2 separate regions of the Homo sapiens genome follow, and region 2 is linked to region 1. Evidence: read pairs that join two places in POLR2A ChIA-PET (ENCODE). Cell type or tissue: PC-9. All regions are shown on one strand.

Region 1 (4,000 bases):
GTGTTTGGTTTTGATGACATTCCTGTGTATCTCATCCTAGAGAGCAAACTACCTATTAAGAATATGTGCTGTGTATCAAGACTCAAAACTTTCTGAAGGAGTGCAGTCATGTACTTAACAAAGGGGACACCTTCTAAAACATGTGTCATGAGGCAATTTTGTCGTGTGAACATTATAGAGTGAACTTACTCACGCCTAGGTGGTAGAACCTATTACACACCTAGGCTGTATTGTACAACCTAGTGCTCCTAGAATACAAACCTGAACAGCAGGTCACTACTGAATACTGTAGGCAATTGTGACACAATGGTAAATATTTGTGTATCCAAACAAAGAAAAGATACAATAAAAGTGCAGTTTTAAGGCCGGGTGTGGTGGCTCACACCTATAATCCCAGCACTTTGGGTGGCCGGGGGGGCAGATTACCTGAGGTCAGGAGTTCAAGACCAGCCTGACCAACGTGGAGAAACCCCATCTCCACTAAAAATACAAAATTGGCTGGGCATGGTGGCGCGTGCCTGTATTCCCAGCTACTTGGGAGGCTGAGGCAGAAGAATCACTTGAACCCAGGAGGCAGAGGTTGCAGTGAGCTGAGATTATACATTGCACTCCAGCCTGGGCAACAAGAGTGAAACTCCCTCTCAAAAAGAAAAAAAAAGTGCAATGTTTAATCTTATGAGACAACTGTCCTATATGCAGTCCATTGTTGACCAAAACATCATTATGCAGCACAGGACTATATAAGTCACAGTCTAAATCTAAGATCAACAAACTATAGGCCTCTGTAGTTTGGTCTCTCATCATCCAAATCCGGCCCACAGTCTGTTTTTGTAAATAAAGTTTTATTGGCACACAGCCATGCCCATTGGCTCACGTATGGTCTATGGTTGCTTTCCTGCTCCGACTGCAGAGTTCTGCTATTGTGACAGAGACCATCTGGTCCAGGAAGCCTAAAAGAATTACTATCCATCCCTTTATGTGAAAAGTTTGACACTCCCCCACTCTACTCCACCCACCAGCACAAAAACGTCTGACTCCAAAATGAGAAAAAATGTTTCTCAGCCTGGGCTCCACTGTGGGAAAGGAGGCCTTGCCCAGTTAACTCATTCCCCTACCTCGGGATTTCTTGTGTGTGCATTATCTAGATAATCTTAGCAACTATCCCCTCCCTAAGATCCTCGGTAGTAAATCTCTCAGCTACTTGGCGTTAATTAACCCTTTCAGCCTCCAGAATGGCACTGAGAATCCCCTTACCTGGAAATCTAACTGCAAAATTTTTGTTTGAAAATTTTTTGAAGGTGAATTCAACCTTACATGGTCCCCAGGCAAGGTTTAATTCACCTTTAAAAAAATTCAAACAAAAATAGAGCCTGACCTGTCTCGCTGTCACCAGGCCCACAGACTAAAGGCAAGTCCCTTAGCTAGGGGCTCATGGAGGCCTGGGGAGACCGGGGTGAACCCACAGCTGAGTGGGGGTTAAGAGCAGTGGACCTCAGCGCCCGGACGCTTACTCACAGCTCAAAGCTGGGCGAGTCCCTGCACCAGGAGCTGCATGTCCACCTCTGCCCATGGAACGTACAGGAATGTGCATGTTGAAACCAGGGTTGATATCCAAATTCCCCCGGGGAATCCTGCCCTTGGAAAGTTTTGTTTCATGGTGTGAGCAGCCCTCTTCAGCAGCACAGTGACGGGGGCATGGGCTAGAAGGAATTGTTTAGCAAATAAGCTCAAGAATGTCACAGGCAGAGGGGGCAAACAGTGGCATTCTCACTCCCATTTCTCACACACCTGCTCAGGGTGGGGTGAAACAAGGACCTGTTGAGGCAAAGATCGTGAAGTCCCTGTTTGATCTCTGTGGGCAAAAAGCACAAGAATGAGATGCAATTCTGTTACTATTAAGTTCAGGAAGAGGTTTTTCCAAGTTGAAAGGACGGTGTATCACCCACTTATAGCAGACACAGGCTACAGTTGGTTCTTGTGTATTTGTGGGAGATGGGGAATGTTAGTTTTGAAGTGCCAGCTAGTACCCATAAGGTTGCTTGTGTTTTGGGGGTTTTTTGTTGTTTTTGTTTTGTTGTTGTTGTTTTTATTTATTTTGCTATCTGTCTATTTTTGCAGTGGGTTTTTCCCTAGGAATGGTCTCAGCTAATCAAAATATGAAAGGTGCTAGAAGTGTAACATGAGAGTAGCAATGTCAGGTGGCAGGGAAGGCTGCATGCTCCCCTTGGCAGGCAGCTGGAGCCCTCCTAGTAAAACAGTGGTAGATGGCATGGGTGGAGCATTTGCCATGGCCGCACCTGTGCAAGATGTTTTCCAGGCATTACCTCAGTTGGCCATGTCATAGGGATTCTGCAAAGTACCTGTGAGCCATGCATATGCCCCCATAACACGGGTGAGAAAACTGAGGTGCAGGCAAGTGAGGTAACATTCTGAGTCTGGGCTCCATCCAAAGCAGCGCCTGAGACAGACTTGGGTACAAGCAGGTAACTTGGGAGTTGATCCCAGGAAGCATGAGGGACAGGAAAACAGGGGATGTCAACATAAGGTTGTATGAGATGCATGACGTCCCCAGAATTGTGCAACTAAAGGAGAACACGTCTGCACTAGCTTTCAGCCTGGCGTTACCTCTTCAGGGCAGAAAGCAAAAAGGCCTGCAGGACACTCTTGAGGCACAAGATGGCCACATCTTCGGCTGTAGTCACAGGGGGACTGAAGTGGTAAAACACGGGAGCAGTGGTGTCTGTTGCTGCAACACATGGGGAAGAATTCAAATTTGGGTCTCTAATTCAGAGACTATTCTCTCCATCACCACCCTCCCATTTGACTGGCCCTGGGGAGCAGAGCTTTTGCTGGGCTGCCCAGAGGACAGGAGGCCTCTGCCTGATCTTGCTGGGCTCACCACCTGCCTCCTTGAGCACTTGGTTCCAAGTGTGGAGAAGTCTGGCCTATATGCCCCCATCAAAATGCAATTTGTCCTGCTGGCAGGGTGAAGATTGTCCACCTTGATGAAGTTAGACACGCTAAAAGTCCAAAGCTGCATGGTTCTGCAGGCTTTGCACTGTATGACCCCAGAAACACTGTTCCCCAGATAGCAAAGTGAGTGGTGCCCCCTAGAGTTGTGCAGTGAACAACAAAAGACTTGTATAAAGTGGCTTTGGACCCAGGACTTTCACTGCCAGAGGTTTCCAAAAGTGCATCTGTTCTCAGATGCTCTTGGGGCCACTTGCTCTTGGACGGGGCCCATCAGCATAGCACCTTGGCCATGGGCCCTGCCCACTCTTGAGGCTCTCAGCGCTTGCTTAAATCTCAGTTGTCTGCTGCTTTCCATTAGTTGTTGAAGCCCCATTTCCAAGCAGCAGTGATCACCCATGCCTCCTATACATACCCTTGGAATTTGAAAGAACGGCTGCATAATGTGACCACCACCACTGGAGAATGTTCTGCTGCTGGACAACACTCTCTGATGAGAATCTTGATTGTCTCAATGCTCAGTGGAGTTAGGGGCAGCTTTGCAGGGAGCATCACATTATTGGTTGTGGGTTGTCCCTTTCTCCACAACCAGCATTAGAAACTGACACCAAAGTGAAGAGAGGTAGGAATATGAGTATCGGGGATGCCTTTGCCTGTAACCCAGGTGTGAGACCAAAGGCCATCTGCCTCCTTCTCTCAGAAATGTAATAACTATGGTTCAGGATCTATAATTTAATTATAGATGTCATAGGATGTAAGAGAGACATGAACACTCTTCTCCAATGCCAAAATCTGTGCCTTAAGTAAAAGAACTTTCTAAGAGACCTGAAAGGTAAAAATGAGAAGCTCATGCTGCAAACACTTCTGTGCTGTTTTCTTTTCTGCAAAATTTCACTTAATCTCTGTGACTTCACTGGTGGGGAATAAATGTGCACAGTTAATGAAAGACAAGAGGTTGTGGACCTAACTGTGCAATGGAATCAAAGCTTTTCCTGGACACCCATTGCCTCACTGATTATCTGACCATCCT
Region 2 (4,000 bases), 140 kb after region 1:
GTCTTGGCTCACTGCAACCTCCACCTCCCGGGTTGCAGTGATTCTCCTGCCTCAGACTCCTGAGTAGCTGGGATCTCAGGCATGCTCCACCACACCCAGCTAATTTTTATATTTTTCGTAGAGATGGGGCTTCACCATGTTGGCCAGGCTGGTCTCGAGCTCCTGACCTCGAGTGATCTGCCCGCCGCAGCCTCCCAAAGTGCTGGGATTACAGGAGTGAGCCACCACGCCCGCAGCCACCACAGAACTTTTTCATTTGCAGAACTGAAACTCTGGTCTGCAAAAAATACGAACTCCCCATTCCCCCTCCCCACAGCCCCTGGGAACCCCCATTCTGCTGTCTGTCTCTTTGAATTTGACAACGCTAGGTACCTTATAAGTAGCATCAGATGGTATTTGTCCTATTGTGACTGATCTACTTCAGTTAGCATCATGTCTTCAAGGTTCATCACACTGCAGCTCGGGACAAGATTTTCTTCCTTCTCAAGGCTGTATCATGTTCCATTGTATCCATGTATCTGTATGGATGGACCGCATTTTGCTTATCCATTCATCAGTTGATGGAGACTTGAGTTGCTTCCATGTTTTAGCTGTTGTGAATAACGCTGCTATGAACTTGGTTGTACAATTTCTGAGTACCTTCTTTCATTTGTTTTAGGCATATACCCAGAAGTGGGATGGCTGGGTCATATGGTAATTGTATTTTTATGTTTTCGAGGAAGTGTCACAGTTTTCCACGGTGGCTGGCTGTTCCATCTGACATTCCCACCAGCAGGCCACAAGGGTTTCAGTTTCTCCACATCCTCGCCCAAAACTTGTCATTTTCTTTTTTGTTTTTGTTTGATGGTAGCATTGTGATCTGCATACACTTTCCACTCTGATGTTTTTGTTTATTGCATTTTGTTTCTGTTTATTGCATTTTATTGCATTTTATTGCATTTCTGCCCTCCCCCATGAGGAAGTATGTGAGCTCTGTGACACCAGCACTTTCACCTGACCTATTGAGTCTCACGTTCCAAAGCACTGGATACATTTGTTGGATGAGTCTCCTTCGTTCTTTGTTGAATGAACCCCCTTCTGTGTTTCTGTGGCGGGCTTGCCCTCTCCCTACATCTAGGCCAGTGAGCCATTTTGATTTTACAAAGTCAAGGGCTGCACCAGTGATTTGAGTGCTTGGTTGTAGCCTGCATCCGGTTTTAATTTGATTTTAGGATAACTGGTGGGAAAAATTGCACTTGCCAGAGGGGACTTGTTGGGCTTCTCTTTCAGGCAGCAGGAACAGCACGAATTCCACCGAAAGGAGATGCCGTGGCACAGACTGTCGTGGGCTGCCAGGACATCCTCGCTGCGGCCTGCCTTCTCCTTTCCTGCCACTCACCCTCAGAGAACTTTATCAGAGAAGCCCACGACTCTTGGGTTTCGTTAACTCTTTGAATGAAATATACATATACTTACTTGTTCACCATATTTTAAAAACATTTTAAAGTAGAGGAGTGGCAAAAGCAGTACAGTTAAAATAATTTTAGACTTACAGAGGAATGGCAAAGGCAGTACAGAGATTTTCTGTAAGCCCTTCACTCACCCGCCTTCCGCTAACGTGAACTCACATAACCACGCTACGGTCCCCAGAGCTGAGAAACGGACGTTGTCGTGGGACTAACTAAACGACGGACTTTCCTTGAATCTCACCAGTGTTTTCTCTACTGTCCTTTTTCTGTTCCAGAACACTCTATTAAATGTAGCTGTGTCTCCACAGTCGCCTCTGATCTGTGACAGTTCCTTGGGTTTGTCTTTTGTGACCTTAACACTGTGATGAGGACAGTGGTGTAACGGGTTGGTATTTTGCAGAATGCCCCTCGATGTGGGTCTGTCTGATACTTTCTCTTGATCAGACTAGGGGGAAGAGCACCACCCTGCTCATGGCGTCGTATCGAGGCAGGAGCTCTGACGTCAGCGTGAGCTGTCACTGGTCACGCTAACCTTCCTCAGTTGAGATGGGGTCTGCCAGGCTTCTCCTCTGCAGTTACTAGTTTTCCCTTTCTCCACTTAGTTTGTTAGGAGTGAGTCACTTTATTTCTTCAGCAAAGGGACTCACAGCTATGAAGGGCAGATAATCCATGTGGCTAGGTACACTGCTGTTTACCTCCTCACTCCTCAAAAAGCTGTCTCTTCTAAACGTGTGTATTTTTTAAAGGTTAGTAGGGTTTTTCTGAGAAACAAAGGTGAAAATCTGGGTGAGGTTGGAAGAGAAGAGTTGTGTGTGGTTGTTGTTGATTTCAAAGGCTGGAGTGGTGGTCTGAGTGACGAACCAGAGAAAGGCCTGCTGCACCCTGGGGTGCCTGCCCCGCCCTGGGGTGCCGGCCCTGTGGAAGCAAGTCCTTGTTCCCCATGTTGCTGCCAGGTCCGTGTGTCAGCATCAGAGTATGCAGACTTTCCAGATGTCCTTCCAGTGGTGCCCTGGGTGGGAGACCCAGTCCCACTGCCGCCTCCACCCCTCCCACGCTGGGTGACCCTGGGGCAGGTCCCCGGCAGTCCTGGATTCACTCTTTTCATCTGTAGAGCAAGAGGGTTGGCCCTGGAAGGCCGTTCTGAGCTCTCGGGCTGTCCCCAGCCACGCTTGGCACGGCTACTGAGGAGCAAGCAGCCTCCAAGCCTGGCAGTGCCAGCCTCCTCTGTGTCTGGAAGAACAAGGCTGCCTCAGAACCCGGAGCCTCCTGTTGGCTGCTTTATTCAGACCCTCCCCCACTTTCCAGAGAAGCCAACTTCTTGAGGAGGAAAGAGAAGCACCAACTCCTGGTGCCACATCCAGGGACCCCAGGGCTGGTTGTGCGTGTGGCGTACACAGAGCAAGCGTGCTCTCCCTTCTCCTTCGCTCTCCAGCCTGAGGCTTGTCTGCCCTCCAGCTTGGGCCACCGCCACCCTGAGCAGCCTTTTCTGCCTCCCCTTCCTACCTCCCCTGCCTTGGGTTTCTAAACCCCTAACCGTGCACTGTCAGGGCACACTGGCTTCCCTGTGATGCTCCCAGCTAATGTCAACCCAGATCATTAATAAATCCACCTCGTCAGGTAATGAGACACCCGGGAGGGGTGTGGAAAGGTGTGAGTTCTTCAAGCCGATTGAAGTCCCCTCATCAGTGACCACAGGAATGGGCATGAATGGGGAATTTGAGAGCCGCATCATTTAGAGTGAGATGTGTCACATCTGGCAGCGTCCTGCTCAAATGCGGGGCTTGGGTGTTTGTTGCAGTATCTTGGCAGCCTAATAGGCTATTCTGTGGATGTTCTTTTTGGAAAAGAACTGTGAAAAAAAATGAGATGACCACATTTCCCTTTGCAGTATTCTAGCTCTAATACGTCTCTCTGTCCTGGTAACAGAGTGCTCTCTGAGGAATGTTGTTTGTTTTGAGGACAGGGAGTTTTTGTTTTTCATATGGGCCAGTTGCAGGCACATGTGTTTGTGGGCAGCCCTGGTCAGGAGTGGCTGGCACTGAGCATGGGCTGTGACTTCAGAGGACTTCCCCAAGGAGCCCAGACTTGTAAGGGAACTCAGACAATTAGCTCCAACAGTAGGGGACAAAGCTAATTTTTAGTAAACTTGTCAGTTGTGTGGTTCAGCTAAGGCACCTGTGTTTTACAACTTTCTGTTTGATCATGGTAAAATACACATACCATAAAATTTACCATCTTAACCTTTTTTTTTGTTTTTTGAGACAGAGTTCTGCTCTGTCGCCCAGGCTAGAGTGCAGTGGCACCATCTCTGCACACTGCAACCTCTGCCTCCCAGACTCAAGGACTTCTTGTGCCTCAGACTCCCAAGTAGTTGGAACTATAGCCATGGGCCACCGCACCCGGCTAATTTTTTTTGTATTTTTAGTAGAGACAGGATTTTGCTGTGTTGGCCAGGCTGGTCTCAAACTCCTGGCCTCAAGTGATCCACCCACCTTGGCCTCTCAAAGTGCTGGGATTACAGGCATGAGCCACCGTGCCCAGCCCATCTTAAC

What was found. ChIA-PET counts read pairs that join two places held together with the same protein. Peaks named below come from ENCODE experiments on the same cell type or tissue, not always from the same donor. Only the 100,000 strongest peaks of a DNase experiment are listed, where the experiment ranks them.
Region 2: POLR2A ChIA-PET joins it to region 1 with 5 read pairs; 2 of 35 experiments call an interaction of 5 or more read pairs at or near these places.

The regions. Positions count from the first base shown.
Region 1 is chr6:3,524,715-3,528,714 of GRCh38, reverse strand. No RefSeq gene overlaps it. Among named protein-coding and RNA genes, the nearest start is that of SLC22A23, 70 kb to the right of the region's middle. In PC-9, no CTCF peak of the experiment used is centred here; a DNase peak (open chromatin) is centred at 1,604; H3K27ac peaks cover 1,129 bases.
Region 2 is chr6:3,385,222-3,389,221 of GRCh38, reverse strand. The region is part of intron 3 of SLC22A23 (solute carrier family 22 member 23); the gene reads left to right. Among named protein-coding and RNA genes, the nearest start is that of SLC22A23, 70 kb to the left of the region's middle. In PC-9, no CTCF peak of the experiment used is centred here; no DNase peak of the experiment used is centred here.